Regions from separate parts of the Homo sapiens genome. Here region 1 is linked to region 2. Evidence: read pairs that join two places in POLR2A ChIA-PET (ENCODE). Cell type or tissue: PC-9. All regions are shown on one strand. Links, peaks and the distances in the headings refer to the core of each region. The heading gives the core; the rest is flanking DNA.

Evidence for each region. Peaks named below come from ENCODE experiments on the same cell type or tissue, not always from the same donor. Only the 100,000 strongest peaks of a DNase experiment are listed, where the experiment ranks them.
Region 1: POLR2A ChIA-PET joins it to region 2 with 13 read pairs; 5 of 35 experiments call an interaction of 5 or more read pairs at or near these places.

The regions. Positions count from the first base shown.
Region 1 is chr9:94,446,502-94,457,104 of GRCh38, forward strand. SLC71A2 (solute carrier family 71 member 2) reads left to right here. Exons shown (of 12, transcript NM_032558.3): 7 at 322-435; 8 at 4,955-5,026; 9 at 7,457-7,569; 10 at 9,739-9,836. Among named protein-coding and RNA genes, the nearest start is that of SLC71A2, 77 kb to the left of the region's middle. In PC-9, for the core only: no CTCF peak of the experiment used is centred there; no DNase peak of the experiment used is centred there; H3K27ac peaks cover 617 bases.
Region 2 is chr9:94,501,201-94,511,803 of GRCh38, forward strand. LOC107987100 (a long non-coding RNA gene) reads right to left here. Exons shown (of 3, transcript XR_001746844.2): 1 at 10,295-10,603. It also overlaps the pseudogene LOC100421692 and the pseudogene RNU6-669P. Among named protein-coding and RNA genes, the nearest start is that of PCAT7, 49 kb to the right of the region's middle. In PC-9, for the core only: no CTCF peak of the experiment used is centred there; no DNase peak of the experiment used is centred there; H3K27ac peaks cover 43 bases.

The sequences.
Region 1 (10,603 bases), core at 763-8,762, 56 kb before region 2:
AGGAATATATTTCCAGGTTCTGTTTATAGGAAGTTCGGGATCTGTTCAGGGATTTTAATCAGTGTGTTAACAAAGATGAGTAAGTGTGTTTTGTGGGTTTATTTTTTTGCTTTTTTTTTTAGCTATATGATTTGAAATATATACCTCTGAAATTAAGACTTGTAACTTCCTCAGAAAGATGGTGATAGAACTTCCTTTTATTAACCATTTGACTTTTGTTATTCATCTTAATAGATCAAAATAATGAAGCTGATGTCCCAGAACATTGGCAACATTAATGTGTATTGGCATTTTAAGTGTGTTCTTTCTGCTTATTCTCAGTCGTTGAAGAAAGTTGGAAAAGATTCTACTGTCTTACTAATCTGCATCACCGTGTTTCTTTCATACCTTCCTGAAGCTGGACAGTATTCAAGTTTTTTTCTCTATCTCAGGCAGGTGAGTAGTGAGTGGCTAGTAGCCTTTCAATACCAGGAAAATCAAAGATGGAGATTTGTCTAAAGATATTTTGAGGAAACCACTGCAGAGGAAAAAACATGTGAACTTGCTTCTAGTTACAAATGTAGGTGCTGGCATATAATTAGTAAACAGGGCACCTTTAATGCAATGATTTATAGTAAGATAATTACTGTGGAAATTTTTTTTTCTTGAGAATTAACCAGAATTAGCAGAAACATAATTTATCTTTTTTTTTTTTTGAGACGGAGTTTTGCTCTTGTCCACCAGGCTGGAGTGCAATGGCACGATCTTGGCTCACTGCAACCTCTACCTTCTGAGTTCAAGCGATTCTCCTGTCTCAGCCTCCCGAGTAGCTGGGATTACAGGCGTGCACTACCATGCCCAGCCAATTTTTGTATTTTTAGTAGAGACAGGGTTTCACCGTGTTGGCCAGGTTGGTCTCGAACTCCTGACCTCAAGTGATCCACCCGCCTCGGTCTCCCAAAATGCTGGGATTACAGGCGTGAGCCACTGTGCCCAGCCTGTTTTTTTTTTTTTTTTTTTTAAATAGACTATTTTTCTAGAACAGTTTTAGGTTCACAGCAAAATTGAGAGTAAGATATAGAGATTTCCCATATATCCCCTATCCCCATACATGCATAGCCTCCTCCACTATCAACATCTCCCACGAGGGTGGGAAATTTTTACAACTGATGAACCTACATTGACAAATTATCTTAACATAAAGTCCACAGTTTACATTAGGGTTCATGCTTAGTGTTGTACATTCTATGGGTTTGGACAAACGTATGATGACATGATAACATGTATCAACCCTTACAGTATCACACAGTGAATTTTCACTGCAAAAATCCCTTATGCTATGCCTGTTTATCTCTCCCTCCACCACCAACCCCTGGCAACCACTGATCTCTTTATTGTCTCCATAGTTTTACCTTTTTTCATACAGTATGTAGCCTTTTCAGATTGGTTTCTTTCAATTAATAATATGCATTTAAGGTTCTTTCATGGCTTGATAGCTCATTTTGTTTTTGGCATTTGTTTGGATTTGCCAGTTTATCCATTCACCCACTGAACGACACCTTACTTGCTTTAAAGTTTTGACAGTTGTGCATAAAGCTGCTGTAACATTCATGTACTGTAATGTTTTAATCTTTAATAATATTAATTAAATTTAACAGATAAAACTTATTTCAGACCTGCCCTTGTTCCAGGTCTGATTGAAGCCAGCTTGCTGAGGCACCTTCAGTAGGTCATAGCTCAACTGCTGCTGTGGACTTCAGGGGGACTCAAAAGCATTAATCAAAATCTTCCCTCTCTAGAGTATTTTACACTTTAAAAAAATTTATACCCTATTTTGTCCCCCAAAACAGATAATTGACTTAAAGCAATTAAAAAAAAGAAAACCAAAAACTTCCCCTTTCAACTGTTCTTCAGCTCTCTGGGATTGCTCAGACCTAAGCTGCCTTTCCATTGCATCCTGTGGTCTTTTACTGATTTCATTGGAAGGCAGGCCTTTTCCTAATGGTTTACTTTGACACAGCAAGCTTCCTCCTAAGATAAATTCCTCTTTTTCTGGTTGTATTTAAAAATGAAGTGTATTAAATTCTTCATTCTGATAGTTTTCCTGAGGGTATGGGACTAATATTTTACGTGGTGGCATATAAATAAAACCTTTTTACTTTTTTATTGGAGACAAGAGTCTTGCTCTGTTGCCCAGGCTGGAGTGCAATGGCGTGATCTTGGCTCGCTGCAGCCTCTGTCTCCTGGGTTCAAGAAATCCTTGTGCCTCAGCCTGCCAAGCAGCTGGGATTATCGGTATGCACCACCACACCCAGCTAAGTTTTGTATTTTTAGTAGAGACAGGGTTTTACCATGTTGGTCAGGCTGGTCTTGAACTCCTGGTCTCAAGTGATCTGCCTGTTTCAGCCTCCCAAAATGCTGGGATTATAGGCATGAGCCACTACACCCGATCTTTCCCAGGCATTTCTCTTTTGTTCATTTTTGGTGGTTGTATGCTAGAGATTTAGAGGGAAGAATGGTGAGATAGTGTAGAAAATTATACTTGTGTCTAAATTAATTTGTGCATTACATTACATATGCATTTAACACAGAAAATAATGTAGGAAGATGAGACAGTCCAAGGAAGAAAGCTAAAAAAAAAGTTACATCTCTTTATGTAGGTAATAAACAACTATGACTATTTTATTCTTCTAGCTTTTCTCCTACACATATGCTCATGTCACCACCACCACCAATTATGACAAATCGGAATCATTCCATATTATTTTATATTATTGCTGGCTGCTAAGAACAATTAACACACTAACATTTTAGTTAAATTTGCATGTGATATTTGAAGATCATATATTTGATAAATAACTTGTATCCAGAATACATGTAGAACTCTTATAATAAAAGACTTAATAGCATCTTACAATAACTCAACAATAAAGAGACAACTCAGTTGAAAAGATAGGCAAAGGATTTTGCAGAGAAGATCTACAAAAGGCCAATAAGCACAGGAAAAGAAGAATAACATTACTAGCCGTCAAGGACATGCAAGTCACACCAACAATGAGATAACCATTTCACATGTTCTAGGATGGCTATCAAAAAGACAGACAAGGATGTGGAGAAATCGGAGCCCTCATACTTGCTGGTGAGAATGTAAAATGGTACAGCTGCTGTAAGAAAACAGCCTGGCAGTTCCCCAAAATATTCAACATATAGTTACCATATGACTCAGCAAATATACTCCTAGGTATATATACCCATGAGACATGAAAACACACTTCTAACACAGAAACTTGTACACAGATTATCATTCATAATGTCTAGAAAGTAGAATCAACTCAAATGTCTATCAGCTAATGAATGGATTAACAAATATGCCTATACATTAGAATGTTAATTATTCAGCAGTAAAAAGCAATGAAGTACAGATACGTGCTACAACATAGGTGAACCTTGACGACATGCTCAGAGAAAGAAGCCAGTCACAAAGTACTGCACATTGTATGATTTCATTTATGTGAAATGCCCAGAATAGGCAAATCCATAGGGACAGGAAGTAGACTAACGGTTGGGGGATGGGAAGGTTAGGGGAGTAGAACTCCTAATGGCTGCTACGTTTCTTTGAGGAATGATGAAAATCACTTTTGATTGTGCTGATGGTTGCACAACTCTTTGGATATACTAAAACCATTGACCTACACACTTAAATGGGTGAATTGTATGGTATTTAAATTCTATCTTAATAAAGCTCTTTAACAATAATATATATTTACAAATAAAGGCTGAGAATCCCTAAATCTACATTTTCCGGTTCCAGTTTTTAAAACTTCAAACAAAATGTTAATGTCAGCAGCACTGGATTGGCTGTCCAGAGGTTCTAGCCCTAGGACTTTTCATTAGCCAGTTGTGTCCCTGGAAGCAAGACACTCATTTGTGAAATGAGAATAATGTATATAATTTAATCCCATAATTTTTAAGGTCCTTTTCCTGAATTTTAATATAGGGCAAAATAATGTAACTTTTTTTTTTTTTTGAGATGGAGTCTCACTTTGTCGCCCAGGCTGGAATACAGTGGCACAATCTTGGCTCACTGCAACCTCTACATTCCAGGTTCAAGCTAGTCTCCTGCCTCAGCCTCCTGAGTAGCTGGGATTACAGGCACACGCCACCACGTCCAGCTAATTTTTTGTATTTTTAGTAGAGACGGGGTGTCGCCATGTTGGTCAGGCTGGTCTCGAACTGCTGACCTGATGATCCGCCTGCCTTGGCCTCCCAAAGTGCTGGGATTACAGGCGTGAGCCACTGCACCTAGCCCCAAAATAACGTAACTTTTAAAAAACTTGATATTTAAGTCTTAAAAGTTGTAGACATTTCGGAGATACTGTTACGGTCAGAGGCTTAGAAATCATTGCCAGGTTACTTTGGCTGCTTATTAGAATCACCATGGGAGCTTTTAAAACATACCTGTGCCCGGGTCATACCGCCAGAGAGCCTGATTTAACTGGTCTCCAGTGGTCTTCCAGCATCTCACTGCTCTCCTTCCCTTGCTCTCCTTATCCCTTGTCTTTTGCTTACATCATGATTTTAATGTGCAGGCAAAGTTGAGAGCCACTGGCTTTGCTAATGAGCAATGCTGTATTGGCAGCATCAAAAGTCAGTCATTTTGTTTCATTTTTTATTACTTGATACCATATTTATCAACTTGTGGGTTGGGGATGGAGAGGGTATATAAAACAACAGGTAGACATATAATAGAAAATGTCTATAAAACATTTCACAATTTAAGTTGTGCCTGCTTATAACGATTTCTTACATCAGTTTTAGATATAAATTACTGGTTATATAGGTTCAGCTTTCAGCATGTCTTAATTTGCCACTGGTTTTATGAATTTTCCTAGACTTATCATTGTAATAGAACATAATATTTCTTATTATTTTATAATATCTATATTACTAAAGTGTTTTCATTTCATTTCCATAGGTCATAGGTTTTGGATCTGTTAAAATTGCAGCATTCATAGCTATGGTAGGAATTCTGTCTATTGTGGCTCAGGTGAGTATCATTTTATCTATACTTAAAAAATTTAAAAAATATCCTGATAACCATAGTTTCACAGGAAGCCACATATAAAAATGCAGGAAGATATTCCCTGAGCTGCTACCTCAGTCCCTCACCCCCTGCTATGGTAAGGTCTTGCAAGCTATAGTATAATATCAGATCAAGAAACTGATGTGAATGTGGTCCACAGAACTATTCCTTCTTATATAATGTGTAGAGGTTATTTTCTTTTTTGAGGTTGTAATTTAGGGGAAATTTTTTATGTTTTTATTTAAAACAATGTTTTTAAAATTATATCCTTGACCAGGCAGCCCAGCCTGGTGACTGGCATCCACTCTTGTCTTCAGCCTTGCCTCCTCAGCTCAGGGGCCCTGGCCCCGATGCCACTGCCTAAGTCTCCTCGGAAGCCACAGTGGTTCCCCATCCCAGGCCCCTGGGGGCCTCTGGTGCTCCCCTTGCACCAGCATCATCTGCCATTTAGTGTTTTCTCAGAAAAGATGATTTAGGAGAACTTTGATACAACTTTCCCTACTTTTTAGAATATTTGTCGTAACCTCTGCTGGGTCAATTATTTTATTTGCTTTTACACCAACCAAAATAGTAAATAATTATAATCTATCTCTGGATTGCAAAATCAACTAGGAAAATGGTTCAGTGTTATTTTAATGTTGAAAAGTAAGTAGAAATGAAAAGCAGAAATGAAAATCTGTAACTGCTTTAACTCCGACTGTTCCCAGGACTGAAGAAATATGAATCAGAGCATTAAAACATATTCAGTGAGGGCCAGACACGGTGGCTCACACCTGTAATCCCAGCACTTTGGGAGGCCAAGGCAGGTGGATCACCTGAGGTCAGGCGTTCCAGACCAGCTTGGCCAATATGGCGAAACCCTGTCTCTACTAAAAATACAAAAATCAGCTGGGTGTGGTGGCATGTGCTTGTAATTCCAGCTACTCAGGAGGCTGAGGCAGGAGAATCGCTTGAACCTGGGAAGTGGAGGTTGCTGGGAGCCGAGATTGCGCCACTGCACTCCAGCCTAGGTGACAGAGTGAGACTCCATCTCAAAAAAGAGAGAGGGAGAATATATATATATATATATTTTCATATATATATTCATATATATTCATATATATTCATATATATTCATATATTCATATATATTCATATATTCATATATATTCATATATATATAATAGATATTATATATAAATATCTATTATATATAGGTATTGATAAATGATTTTCAGTGAGTAGAGAGCATTAACCATTTCCCTATCTATTGTAAATACAGTACCAGAAAAGATGAAGCATATTGTCCTTAAATTAATTCACTGTTGTGCCAAGGCACACTCACTATATTTTATGGTACTGCCTAGGGGTTGTTTTCCCTGAAATGGTTACCAGGAAAGCAGAGCATTCTTCTGTGGTAACCTCTCTCAAGGAGAAATGAGAAGGCCGCAAAACTACTACATTTGACAAGGCTTATGGGAATGCATCAAAACAAAGGCCGTTTATATTTTTGTTTTTGTTGAAATGTGTTGCAAATGTAAATTATGTTAACCTTTCAAGTTGATCATTTTGGTTTTTTACAAAATCAAACATAAACTCAGCCATCTTTTTTTTTTTTTTTTTTTGACACGGAGTCTCGCTCTGTCACCCAGGCTGGAGTGCAGTGGTATGATTTCGGCTCACTGCAACCTCTGCCTCTCGGGTTCAAGTGATTCTACTGCCTCAGCCTCCCAAATAGCTGGGACTACAAGTGTGCACCACTATGCCTGGCTAATTTTTGTATTTTTAGTAGCGACAGGGTTTCACCCTGCTGGCCAGGCTGGTCTCGAACTCCTGACCTTGTGATCTGCTTGCCTCGGCCTCCCAAAGTGCTGGGATTACAGGCATGAGCCACCACACCCGGCCAGCCCAGTCATCTTTCATCCAACCCCTTTTTAGACTTTCTCAACTAGTTATATTTAGCAGAGTATATATTTGTTAAAATCAAACTTACATCCCAATTCCAACTTTGTAAACTTCCAGCAGAAGCTCTCATATTCTGTAAATGTTCAGCAGGAGTTTGCTATTCACAGATATTTAAGTGATTAGTATTTCTCCAGAGACTGAGGCTGTCCCTCTCAGTCATGGTAACTGGTGAACAGTTGTGATATCCTTTCAGGAAGTGCCAGCAGAGCACCAGGTAGACAGGCTTCTTAGGGAGGAGGCTGAAAGCATTGAGCCCCAGGTCAGGCTGGGAGCCCCCAACACTCCACCCCTGTAGAAGGTCATCAGTACTGTCCAGACTCTGAGGTTGCAGGTCAGGCAGTGTGCCCTTAGAGGTCTCTGGTCATCAGGGAAGGGTCTTCACACACAGAGCTTGTATTTTAATTCTGTGTGTTGATGTGGTTTTTCAGAGTTGTCTCCTTTACTTTGCAGACGGCCTTTCTTAGCATCTTGATGAGATCATTAGGAAATAAGAATACTGTCCTCCTTGGCTTGGGCTTCCAGATGCTCCAGTTAGCCTGGTACGGTTTTGGATCACAGGCCTGGTAAGCCTCACTCTTAGATTCTCGTGAACTGCCAGACAGATGCCTCTTAGAGGAGCTTGGGGTGGTTGGGTGTGATGAGAAGGAAGCAAGGGTTATTTTGCTGGTTTGGTGTATTCAACATTGCAGAAACCATTAGGCTTTAATTTGGGGAAATGTGGAGCTAGATAACAGGATTATTTATAAAGACTACCTTTATGTCATTGGACTTTCACGGAATTGTTCCTTAATTGAATGTATCTCTCTCTTCCCTCCAGCCCCCAAATAAAGTTTTATGTCTACTTTTTAAAGCATATGCCAATTTTTTTTTCTTTCCCTGAGACGGAGTCTCACTCTGTTGCCCAGGCTGGAGTACAGTGGCATGATCTCAGCTCACTGCAACCTCTACCACCCGGATTCAAGCAGTTCTCCTGCCTCAGGCTCCTGAGTAGCTAGGATTACAGGCATTCACCACACGCCCGGCTAATTTTTGTATTTTTAGTAGAGATGGGTTTCACCATGTTGGCCAGGCTGGTCTCAAACTCCTGACCTTGTGATCTGCCTGCCTCGGCCTCCCAAAGTGCTGGGATTACAGGCGTGAGCCACCGCACCTGGCCACATATGCTAATTTTTAGAGACATTGAATATAGTCAAAAGCAAAACAAGAAGATACAAAAAAAATGACTGATTATGGCAAGCTTCACTATGACTTATCATTACCTATCAGTAACATAACCTTGATAAATCATTTGAGTTTGAACACTAAAATTTCTTCCAAAACCATGTGCATTCTGCCGCAGTTATTACTACCATATTAGATTCCCCCATAAACAGGAAGGAAGGTCCAAATAAGCTCAGTGGAATAAGAAAAATTAGAAGGAATCGTGAGTTTTGTTTTGTTAATGTGGCAGGTTTCTCCATGTGCCTGGTGGGCAGATGCAGAAATGCCTTCTCCATTTTAGACGGTAGAGCTGGTCCTTACTTTGGACACAAACAGACAACATAATTTAGAGAAACTAGAATTGCCTTAGTTATCATGTTTAGTTTGGGGAGTAAGTACATATGCCCCTTCTGAATTTTGGAATTTCATTTGATCCGCTTGCTCTTTCCTTTTTTTTTTTTTTTTTTTTTTTTTGAGAGAGAGAGGGTCTGGCTGTGTTGCCTAGGCCAGAGTACAGTGGCACAATCATGGCTTACTATTACAGCCTTGCTGCCAGCCTCAAGCGATCCTCCCATCTCAGCTTCCTGAGTAGCTGGGAGTATGTACACGCACCACCACGCCTGGCTAATATTTTGATTTTTTTTTTACACCATGCCTGGCTAATATTCTGATTTTTTTTTTTTTTTTTTTTGTAAAGACAAGGTCTCATGTTGCCCATGCTGGTCTTGAACTCCTGGGCCCAAGCAATCCTCCTGCCTTGGCCTCCCAAAGTGCTAGGATTACAGTCATGAGCCACTGTCCCTAGCCGTCTGTGACTTTTTACCAGATTAACTTGCTTGATTCTCCTTGTTCTTTTTGATTTTGCTCCTGTGAACTTTGGTTCAGTAGCTGATTTAGTCACATTCATGTAGTGTTAAAAAGACTTTGTCATCATGTGAGGTTTTTCTTTTTCAGTAATGACCATCCCAAAGTTGGGGCCTCACTTTACTCACTCACACTTCATACTGATACATAGTTAAGACTCTTATTGAGAGGAGGACAAAGGTCTAAAGAGGAAGGCAGGTCTGTTTTTCCAGTTGGGGGCACACCATGCTCTCTCTGTTGAGGGGTAGCAAGCTGTAGCTCGAGGGCAGTGTGAAAGTGAGCCTTCAAGAGGTACAAAGAAAAAATGAAAGGTCAGTGGAGAAAATGTGGTATTTATAGCAACAAAAGAAATCTCCTTGCGAACTTCATTGAGCTTATGTCTAAAGATAGCAGTAGGGAGACCAGGGAGAAGAAAAGTTTGTAAAAGAAGTAAAATCAAGACACAAAGGTTTCCTGGCCCTTCTGTCCCCATCCTAGGCCATTCGTTTCCTCCAGTGTCACATGTAACCTTGTAGGTTAAAAAAAAAATGCATTTTTAAAGAGGAAAAAATAAATAAAATGTAACAGGAGAAAACAAGGCATTTGTACTTTTGCCACTGATTGCATTCCGAATAGTGAGCTCCTTGAGGTTGACCTGCTGCCTGACTGTGCCTGTCCTGTCATTGCAGGATGATGTGGGCAGCAGGGACCGTGGCTGCCATGTCCAGCATCACGTTTCCGGCAATCAGTGCCCTCGTCTCTCGGAATGCAGAGTCAGATCAGCAAGGTGAGGTCACTGCCCCCCACTTGTTTTTCTCCTTCAACGGGAGACCTCCCTGCTAGAAGCAGGAGCAGCTCTGAGTTCTCCCCATCAACAGCAGGAGCCGACAGCCATATGGCCCCTTTTATCATACCTATTTACTTTGGCAGATAGGAACATTCTATTTTCCTCTCTGCTTTGATCTTACACTTATATTTTTTAAAGCTAGACTTAGCAGTTCAGATTGCTAACAATTAGAAATAGAACTATTCATTTTCCCTTTTCAGTTTTGATACATCTTTTCTTCTTTAGTGTCACAATTAAGCAGACTATAATCACATTTTAACAGATGTCTATTAAATAATGAAAAACCAGTTAACCACGAGTTACTTAATTACTTTATTCACTAATTATTTGGAATAACTCAAAGTCTTTGAGCTTAATTTAGAAAATAGTTTGAGAGTAGTAAGAAAAAGTCTGTGTGGTTGTTGATAGATGTTGAGTGAGAGATGAAATTAAAATTAAGACTGCTATGTGGAAAATAGCATTCTACCATCTAGATCCATATCCCATCCTTCCCATGCCTCTGCTTCCCTTCCTGTCCTGTCTTGTCCTCCCTCCATCCCTTCTTCCCTCTTTTCCCACCCTTCCTCCCCCCACCCCCCACCTCCTACCCCTTACAGGGTCTCACTGTCACCCAGGCTGGAGTGTAGTGGTACAATCTTGGCTCCCTGCAGCCTCCGTCTCCTGGGCTCAAGTGATCTCCCAGTCACCCTCCCAAGTACCAGGGACTA
Region 2 (10,603 bases), core at 1,800-9,799:
GAGATTCATCCATTTTTCATGAATAAATGCTTTCTGCATTGCTGTAAATCTTTGATTAATTTCCAAAGTTTAAAAAGTTGATTTCACCAATTTGGGTAGCTTTCTCGTTGCTTTGATAGGAGAGAATTTTGAGAGATTTTTACTCTGTCATTTTTGCTTATATCCTTCTGGAATTTTTGTATGTGGTGAAATAGGGATTTAACCTTTTTTTTTTCTAAATGGATAATCAGTTTCACAGTAATTAGATAAATTCTACTTTCCCACTAAATTAATATGGCATTTTGTTGGTTATGTTTCCTTACATACTTGGATATGTTTGTGAACTTGTTTTCATTTTATCCAATGCATTTGTCGAAAGGAAGTAATTCATTGTCATCTTAGCCAAGTGCTAGCTATGTGAACTTGAACAAGTTACTTCATCTCCCTGAACTTTTGTCTCTTTATCTGCAAAATAGTGACGATAATCTCATAGGGTTGTTGAAAAGATGAAATTTGAAAATACTTACCAAGGCTAGGCACAGTGGCTCACACCTGTAATCCCAGAGCTTTGAAAGACAGAGGCAGAAAGATGGCTTGAGGCCAGCAATTTGAGACCAGCTTTGGCAACATAGCAGACCTTGTCTCAGCAAAAAATAAAAAATAAATTTAAAAAAAATTTTTTGGACTGGATTTCATTCTGTCACCCAGGCTGGAGTGTGGCTGTTTGAACATAGCTCACTGCAGCCTTGAACTCCTGGGCTCAAGTGATCTTCTTGCCTCAGCCTCATGAGTAGCTGGGACTACAGGCACACACTACCATGCTGGCTAATTTTATGTTATATTATTTTATTTTATTTTGTGTTGTTTTTGAGACAGGGTCTTGCTCTGTCACCCAGTCTGGAGTGCAGTGGCATCAACATGGCTCACTGCAGCCTCAACCTTCTGGGCTCAGGTGATCCTCCTGGCTCAGCCTCCTGTGTAGCTGGAACCACAGGGCTGTACAACTATGCCCAGCTAGTTTTCAAATTTTTTGTAGAGACAAGGACTTCTTGTGTTACCTAGGCTGGTATCAAACTCCTGGGCTCAAGCAGTCTTTCCATCTTGGCCTCCTGAGGTGCTGGGATTACAGGTGTGAGCCACTGCACCCAACCAAAAAATTAAATTTTACAAAATGTAGAAAGGAAAATACTTATCAAGTACTTTGTTTGGACTTGGTACATAGGATGTTCCCAAATATTTTAATTTCATATTGATATTTATAAAGACTTTTTACAGTAAATATAAATATTTTTACATTTATAGTTGTGAATTTGCAACAATAATTGTTTTAATTCTATAATTGCAGTCTTGGATTATATCAATGGAGTGATAAAGTAGTTCGAACAGTGGAGAGATTATGGGATGTTCGAGACAATAACACTGTGTATTATTGTTTATCTCCTGGTAACGCTTCTTGTTGTAAGTATTACTGAACTTCATGTCTCATGAGCCATCTGTTCTTTTCCTTTATTGTGGTCCTTTCTTTACTCATCATTATTATTTAAGAACTTGTAATATTTTAGAGTCTATAGTAGGAAAAGTAATATAAAGGCAGTGTAATAAAGCTATGGGCCATGAGAAATCTGAGGAAATGGAAACTTGGCAATGAGTCTCACGGCTCCCATCCTACCCAGTGCTTTAGGCCAGTGCCGCCTCTGTTGTGATGCCTCTTAGGATCAGTGGTACTATTTCTGTAATGACTTAACATTTTATTTGGTGTCTGTATTAGTTAGGGTTCTCCAGAGAATCAGAACCAACAGGATGTGTGTATATTTCTATATATATGTACACACAGAGAAAGAATATGAGAGAGGAGGGGAGGAAGAGATTTCTTTCTTTTTTTTCTTTTTTCTTTTTTTTTTTTTTTTGAGACAGGGTCTCACTCTGTCACCCAGGCTGGAGTGTATTGGTGTGGTTTCGGCTTGGTGCAACCTCTGCCTCCTGGGCCCAAGTGATTCTCCCACTTCAGCCTCCTGAGTGGCTGAGACTACAGGCACGCACCACCACCAGGCCCAGCCAATTCTGTTTATTTTTTGAAGTGATGAGGTCTCACTATGTGCCCAGGCTGGTCTCGATCTCCTGGGCTCAAGCAGTCCTCCTGCTTCAGCCTCCCAAAGTGCTGGGATTACAGGTGTGAGCCACAACACCTGTCCAAGAGATAACTTTTAAGGATTTGGCTCACATGACTGTGGAAGCTTGGCGAGTTCAAATCTGATGGGGTAGTCCAGCAGGCTGGAGACTCAGGGGAGAGTTGCAGTTTGAGTCCAAAGGCAGAATGACTTCTTGTTCAGGGGAGATCAATCTTTGTTCTCTTAAGGCCTTCTACTGATTGGACAAGGCCCACCCACATTATGGAAGGTGATCTTTACTTCAGAGTCCACTGATTTCAATGTTACTCTCATTCAAGAAAATACCTTCACAGAAACATCCAGAATATCTGGGCCAAATATCTGGGCACCACGGCTATTCTCCCTCCCCCTTTTCCTTGCCTATGTACAGCTGTCTGACTTCTAAAGTTTTGCATTGCTCTTGGGCTACTTCCTATCTCTGGAAACCTCTAACTAAAGGACAGACAGAACCCAATGAGCAAGGTTTTATCATACTGAGCAACTTTTTTTTTTTTTTTTTTTGAGACAGAATTTCCCTCTTGTCACCCCGGCTGCAGTGCAATAGCACAAGCTCGGCTCACTGCAACCTCCGCCTCCTGGGTTCAAGTGGTTCTCCTGCTTCAGCCTCCTGAGTAGCTGGAATTACAGGCACCCGCCACCATGCCCAGCTAATTTTTGTATTTTTAGTAGAGACAGGGGTTTCATCATGTTGGCCAGGGTGAGACCCTGTCTCAAAAAAAAAGGAAACCTCTTCCTCCCCTCCTCTCTCGTATCTTTCTCCACATTTATATAGATATATACACACATCCTGTTGGTTCTGTTTCTCTGGAGAACCTTGACTAATACAGATACCAAATAAAATGATCACTCATTATAGAAATAATACCACTGATCCTAAGAGGTATCACAACAGAGGAGGCACTGGTGACTTCAAGTGATCTGCCTGCCTCGGCCTCCTAAAGTGCTGGGATTACAGGTGTGAGCCAGCGTACCTGGCCAGAGTAGATTTTTTGAACAGATAAAACTGACAAACCTTTAGTTAGAGAGATGCAGATAACATAAGAAATGAAAGAGGAGACATTACAACTGATATGACAGAAACACAAAGGATCATAAGAGACTATTATAAACAATTATATACCAACGAATTGGATAACCCACAAGAAATGAACAAATTCCTAGACAAATACAACCTCTGAAGACTGAGTCATGAAGAAATGAAAAATCTGAACAGACCAATAATGAGTAATGAGATTGAATCAGTAATAAAAGTCGACCATCAAAGAGAAGCCCAGAACCAGTTTCACTCCTGAATTTCACCAAACGTTTAACAAAGAATGAATACCAATCCCTCTCAAACTTTTCCAAAAAACTGAAGAGGAGGGATTACTTCTAGACTCTTTTTACCAGGGTGGTATTAGTCTAATAACAAATGTAGACAAAGCTATTGCAAGAAAAGAAAATTACAGGCTAATGTCCTTGATGAGCATTAAGTACAAAAATTTTCTGACAAAATACTAACAAGCTGAATTCTACAACACGTTAAATAGGTCATCCATCATGATCAAGTGAGATTTATCCACAGGATGCAAGGATGGCTGAACATAGCAAATCAATAAATGTGATACATCTCGCTGACAGAATAAAAAACAAAAACCATATGATTGTCTCAGTAGATGCAGAAAAATCATTTAGCAAAATTCAACATCTTTTTATGGTTAAAAACTAACCAAATTAGGCCGGGCGTGGTGGCTCACGCCTGTAATCCCAGCACTTTGGGAGGCCGAGGCGGGCGGATCATGAGTTCAGGAGATCGAGACCATCCTGGCTAGCACGGAGAAACCCTGTCTCTACTAAAAAATACAAAAAAATTAGCCGGGCGTTGTGGCAGGCTCCTGTAGTCCCAGCCACTCACGAGGCTGAGGCAGGAGTATGGCGTGAACCCGGGAGGTGGAGCTTGTAGTGAGCCAAGATTGGGCCACTGCACTCCAGCCTGGGCAACAGAGTGAGACTCCATCTCAAAAAAAAAAAAAAAAAACTAACCAAATTAGGTGCAAAAAGAAAGTACCTCAGCACAATAAAGACCATATAAGAGACACCCAAAACAAACCTTATACTTATTAGTGAAAAATTGAAAGCCTTTCCTCCAAGATCTCTTACCACTTCTACATTCTACAGAGTATTGAAGAACATAGTGGTAAGAACACTCTTACCACTTCTACATAATATTGGAAGTCCTTGCTAGAGCAGTCTGACCATAGAAATAAAAGGCATTCAAATAGGACAGGAAGAAGTGAAATAGTTGCTGTTTGCTGATGACATGGTCTTATATATAGAAAATCCTAGAGACTCCATAAAAAAATTGTGAGGATTAATAAATAAAGTTGCAGGATACAAAATCAACACACAAAAATCAGTAATTTTCTATATACTAACAGAAAACTACCTGAAAAAGAAATCAAGAAAACAATCTCATTTACAATAGCTACCAAGAAAAGTAATTCTTAGGAATAAATTTACCCAGGGAAGTAAAAGACCTATACACTGAAAACTACATGAAAGAAACTGAAGAAGACATAATAAATAAAAGGGAATCCTATGTTCATGGAGTAGAATAATTAATATTGTTAAAATGTCCATACTACCCAAAACAGTTTACGGATTCAGTGAGATCCCTGTCAAAATTCCAGTGTCATTTCTCATAGAAGTAGGTAAAAAATCCTCATTCATATAGAACCACACACACACAAAACCCTGAATAGCCACAGGAAAAAATGCTCATCATCACTGGCCATCAGAGAAATGCAAATCAAAACCACAATGAGATACCATCTCACATCAGTTAGAATGGTGATCATTAAAAAGTCAGGAAACAACAGGTGCTGGAGAGGATGTGGAGAAATAGGAACACTTTTACACTGTTGGTGGGACTGTAAACTAGTTCAACCATTGTTTGTGATTGAACAACTTCCAAATGTTCCACATTGTGGAAGACAGTGTGGCGATTCCTCAAGGATCTAGAACTAGAAATACCATTTGACTCAGCCATCCCATTACTGGGTGTATACCCAAAGGATTATAAATCATGCTGCTATAAAGGCACATGCACACATATGTTTATTGCGGCACTATTCACAATAGCAAACACTTGGAACCAACCAAAATGTCCATCAATGATAGACTGGATTAAGAAAATGTGGCACATATACACTATGGAATACTATGCAGCCATAAAAAAGGATGAGTTCATGTCCTTTGTAGGGACATGGATGGAGGTGGAAACTACCATTCTCGGCAAACTATTGCAAGTACAAAAAAACCAAACACCGCATGTTCTCACTTATAGGTGGGACTTGAACAATGAGAACACTTGGACGCAGGAAGGGGAACATCACACACCAGGGCCTGTTGTGGGGTGGGGGGAGGGAAAGCATTAGGAGATATACCTAATGTAAATGACAAGTTAATGGGTGCAGCACACCAACACGGCACATGTATACATATGTAACAAACCTGCACATTGTGCACATGTACCCTAGAACTTAAAGTATAAAAAAAAAAAAAATGAAAGATTGGAAAAAAAAAAAAAAACCAAAAAACCTGAATAGCCAAAGCAATCGTGAGCAAAAAGAACAAAGCTATTGAGGCAGTGTGATGCCTCTAGCTTTGTAGTATTTCAAACTATACTGCAAAGGAATAATAATTAAAATTTCATGTTCCTGTCATAAAAGTAGGCACATTGATGAATGGAACAGAATAAATTATGATTAACTTGATTATGATTAATCAATTATAGTTAATTGATTTTTAATAAAGGTGCTGAGAATATACAATGGGAAAAAGTCTCTTCAATAAATGGTGTTGGGAAAACTGGGTATCCTTAGCAGAAGAATGAAATTTGACCTTTATCTCACATCATATACAAAAACCAACTCCAAATGTATTAAATATTTAAACATAAGACAAGGAACTGTAAAACTACTAGAAGAAAACATAAGGGGACAACTACATGACATTGGTTTGGGCAATGAGTTTTTGAATTGGACCCTAAAAGCACAGGCAACAAAAATAAAAACGGACAAATGGGATTACATGAAACAAAAAAGCTGCTGCACGGCAAAGGGAACAAAAGTGTGAAGAGACAGTCTACAAATTGGGAAAAAATATTTGCAAGCCAAACATCAGAAAAAATATCCAAAATATATAAGGAATGCAAACAACTGTGTACAAATAGCCCATTTAAAAAATGGGCCAGGGACCTAAATAGACATTTCTTAAAAGAAGACATGCAAATTATGAACAGGTACACGAAAAAATACTCAACATTACTAATCCTTAGGGAAATGCAAATTCAAACCACAATGAGATGTCATTTTATGTCTGTCAGATGACTATTATCAAAAAGACAAGAGTGCTCGCTTTGACAGCACAAATACTAAAATTGGAATGATACAGAGAAGATTAACATGGCCCCAGTGCAAGGATGACATGCAAATTCATGAAGCATTCCGTATGTTAAAAAGAAAAGAAACAAAAGGTAACAAGTGTTGGTGAGGATGTGGAGAAAAGAGAATCCTTGTACAATGTTGGTGGTAGTATAAAGTAATACAGCCATTGTGGAAAACTGTATGGAAGTTCTTTGAAAACTAAAAATAGAATTACCATATGATCCAACAATCCTTGTTCCATATTTACACAAAAGATTTGAAACCAGTTTGTCAAAGAGATGTTTGCACTCCTGTGTTCATTGCAGCACTATTTACAATAGCCACATTACGGAATCAGCCTAACAGTCCATCAGCAGATGAATGGGTAAAGAAAACGGGTTATATACAATTGACCGTAGAACAACATAAGTCGGAACTGCACAGGTCCACTTATTTGTGGACTTCTACCACTTCTGCCACCCCTTAGCCAGCAAGACCAACTCCTAGTCTTCCTCTTCAATGTGAAGACAAGGATGAAGACCTTTATGGTGACCCACTTCCACTTAATGAATAGTGAGTATATTTTCCTTATGATATTTTTTGTAACATTTTCTCTAGCTTTATTGTAAGAATACAGTACATAATACATAAAATATACAATATATGTGTTAATTGACTATGTTATTGGTAAGGCTTCTTGTCAACAGTAGGCTATGAATAGCTAAGTTATGGGGAAATCAACAGCTATACACAGATATTGAACTGCATAGGAAGTTGGCACCACTTATCACGGTGGAATGCTATTCAGCCTTAAAAAGGCTGGAAAATTTGTCATTTGTGACAACATGGATGAAACTGGAGAACATGATGCTAAAAAAGGAACAAGGAGACAAATACCTAATGTTTTCACTTACATGTGACATCTAAAACTATTGAACTCAGAAGCAGAGGGTAGTGGTTCGAGGCTGGGGGTTGGGGAAAATAGTAAGATGATGGCCAAAGGGCACAAAATCACAAACAGAAGTAATACATTTTTGTTCTTTTTTTTGAGGTCATTGCACAGTATGGTGAATGTGGTTAATAATAGTGAATTGCGGCCGGGCGCAGTGGCTCACGCCTCTAATCCCAGCACTTTGGAAGGCCAAGGCGGGCGGATCACAAGGTCAGGAGATCGAGACCATCCTGGCTAACACAGTGAAACCCTGTCTCTACTAAAAATACAATAATAGTGTATTGCACATTTTTAAACTGAAAGTAAATTTAAAATGTGCTTCTCACAAAAAATAAGTATTTGAAATGATGGATTAGCTTGATGTAATTACTTCATATTGTTCATAAATCAGAACATCACTCTACTCTATAAATATATGCAATTATAAATTGTCAATTTAAAATAAAATAAAAAATAAAAAATTGTAAAATTGTTACTAACATGAGTTACAGCTGTCAATCATACTAGTCTATAACATTTTTTAGCTATGTGGTACAAAAGTGAAAATCTTCAGAGAGAGGAAAAGATACTAAGAGAAGTAATTTCTTAGCAAAGAGAAGTGTGACTGCATCAAAATATTTAATTATATTAAAAACCATATTTTAAAAAGAAATTCTTTTTTCAAGAAAGTAATTTTTTAATGTTAACTTATATTCATGTGATGAAAAGTTTGCCATTATCTTATGGTACTTTTGTACCATATTTTCTTCCGATTTTTCTTCTGGTTCTTAGCAGGAAGCACGAAAACATTTTAATTGTCCAGTTCTGGAGGGAATGGAACTTGAAAATCAAGGTGGTAAGTGCACTGAGCTCAACCATTGGGAAAAAAGGTTATTAGAGTTCAGTTTTTAAATTTTAGACTTTATTTAATAAAATAATTCATAATTATGGCAAACGTTATTCAAACAGGTTACAAATGTTTTGTCCCTTTACCCCTTCAGCTCTTGAGATCCACTGTCCAGATGTAATCACTCTTTAAGTTTTGGTATATGCTTTTCATAAGTGTTATATATGTATGTATGTGCAAACACTTGCAGAATTGTTTATTTTTTAATGGGTTCACATATTTATGCAACTTTTTTCACTTTTTCCAAGGCACTATAGGTGCTTCTGCTATAATGCAATGTATGCTTTCCTAAAAACCTTTTTCTTCAAAATTGGACACTAAAAATAACAAGACTTGTGGGAAAAACAAGTAAACAGATCACTAACAGAAACAAGTAAGTCATGTAGAACTATGAGCTCAGTTTAAAAATACATCAGATTTCCAATAAATGAAGTCCTGTATCTAATCTAGTATTTCTTTTATTAATTTTTTTTATTTTTTAGAGACAGGGCCTCACTGTGTTGTCCAGGCTGGAGGGCTGCAGCTATTCACAGGCATGATCATAGCAAACTATAGCATCAAACTCTTGGGCTCAAGCAGTCTTCCTGCCTCAGCCTCCCAAGCAGCTGGAACCACGGGTACACACCAGTGCACCCAGCCTACTGTAGTACTTTTTTCTTTTCTTTTCTTTTCCTTTCCTTTTCTTTTTTTCTTTTCCTTCTCTTCTCTTCTCTCCCTCTCCGTTTCTTTTCTTTTTTAAGGCCAGGTCTCACTCCAGTTGCCCAGGCTACAGTGCAAGTGGCGTGATTTCGGTTCACTGCAGCCTCGACCTCCTGGGCTCAGGTGACTCTCTCACCTCAGCCTCCTGAGTAGGTGACACTACAGGCATGTGCCACCGCGCCCAGCTAATTTTCTTTTTGTACTTTTAGTAGAGATGAGTTTCACCATGTTACCCAGGCTGACCTCAAACTCATGGGCTCAAGCATTCCACCTGCCTCAGCCTCCCAAAGTGCTGGGGTTACAGGCATGTACCACTTCACCTGGCTGCTCTAGTATTTCTTTACCTTCAACATCAGCAGTAACAATAACTCATGGTAGCTGTATGGGGAATTGTAAATCTGAGTAATGGGGACAAGGGTAAAATGTACGTAGACTTGTGAGAACCATACAGTAAACACTTCCAGGCAGAGCCACTGGGTACACGGAGCAAACAGAAAGCAGATGGAGTAAGCACACACTATACACAGTACAGCATTCTTGTATTGCTGTGTTTGGCTATCCTAGTATAGTTTGTGTTTAGGCTTCATCACAAAATAGTAACATGCAGGGAAAAATCAATGAACCAACGTGATTCCATGTTATATTGATGCCATTCCCTTATTTACTAATTTCACATGAGCTCAATCACATCGCAGAAACACATCCTTTCACAAAATAAACTGTATACTTGGATCTACTTATTTTTTTCTATATGAATGTAGCATGTCAGTTCTGTGTTAATGAACAACTATGTCTTAAATTTTGTATTTTAGAAAATGTAATGAGCAACTTATTCATATCTGTGATACCTTGCCTTCCCAGGGTGGGGCTTCAGTTGCTGCTTTTAGATTCAACTAAGCAGTCAAACCCACAGGACCTAATCAGGCCATATTGAGGATAGATTCCCTTAGAGACGGATGTTAGAAGGAACACACAGCATGCCAGCAGAGTAGAGCCAGGCATTGCTCATGTGCTCCACATAGCAGTGGAGGGGCTGTCATCTGTGCCTCTCTCCCTTCCTGTGCAGCTCAAGTACCAGAGCACAAGACCGCAGTAGACAGATGGGAGAACCAGCCTGGCTTAGAAAGATCATGTCCCAAATAGGAACCAATATCTTTTTTAACAGTTTCATAGATCTAAATTCCAGATCCCATAGGGGACATACGCATAGACTGCACACAGGGGAGTCCAAATCCAAACTGTGGCTTACCAACAGGTATTCATGTTGATTTGCAGTCGTCCCAAGTTTAGAGGCATATCAGGAGGTCTTTTTTTCTTAGGTACTGTTACCTGGTAACACAGTCGACATTCACCTTTATTAGGTTTCCAGGGGAACAGAACTAGAGAGTTAACTCAAGGTCAGGTTTATTTAAATAGAAAGAATGAATCCCAGGAAGTGGAATTTCTGGGTGAAAGGGTATATGTGTTATTTTTTATTTTTGGAGATCTGCTTAAATAGATAGTTGCAGCTTAT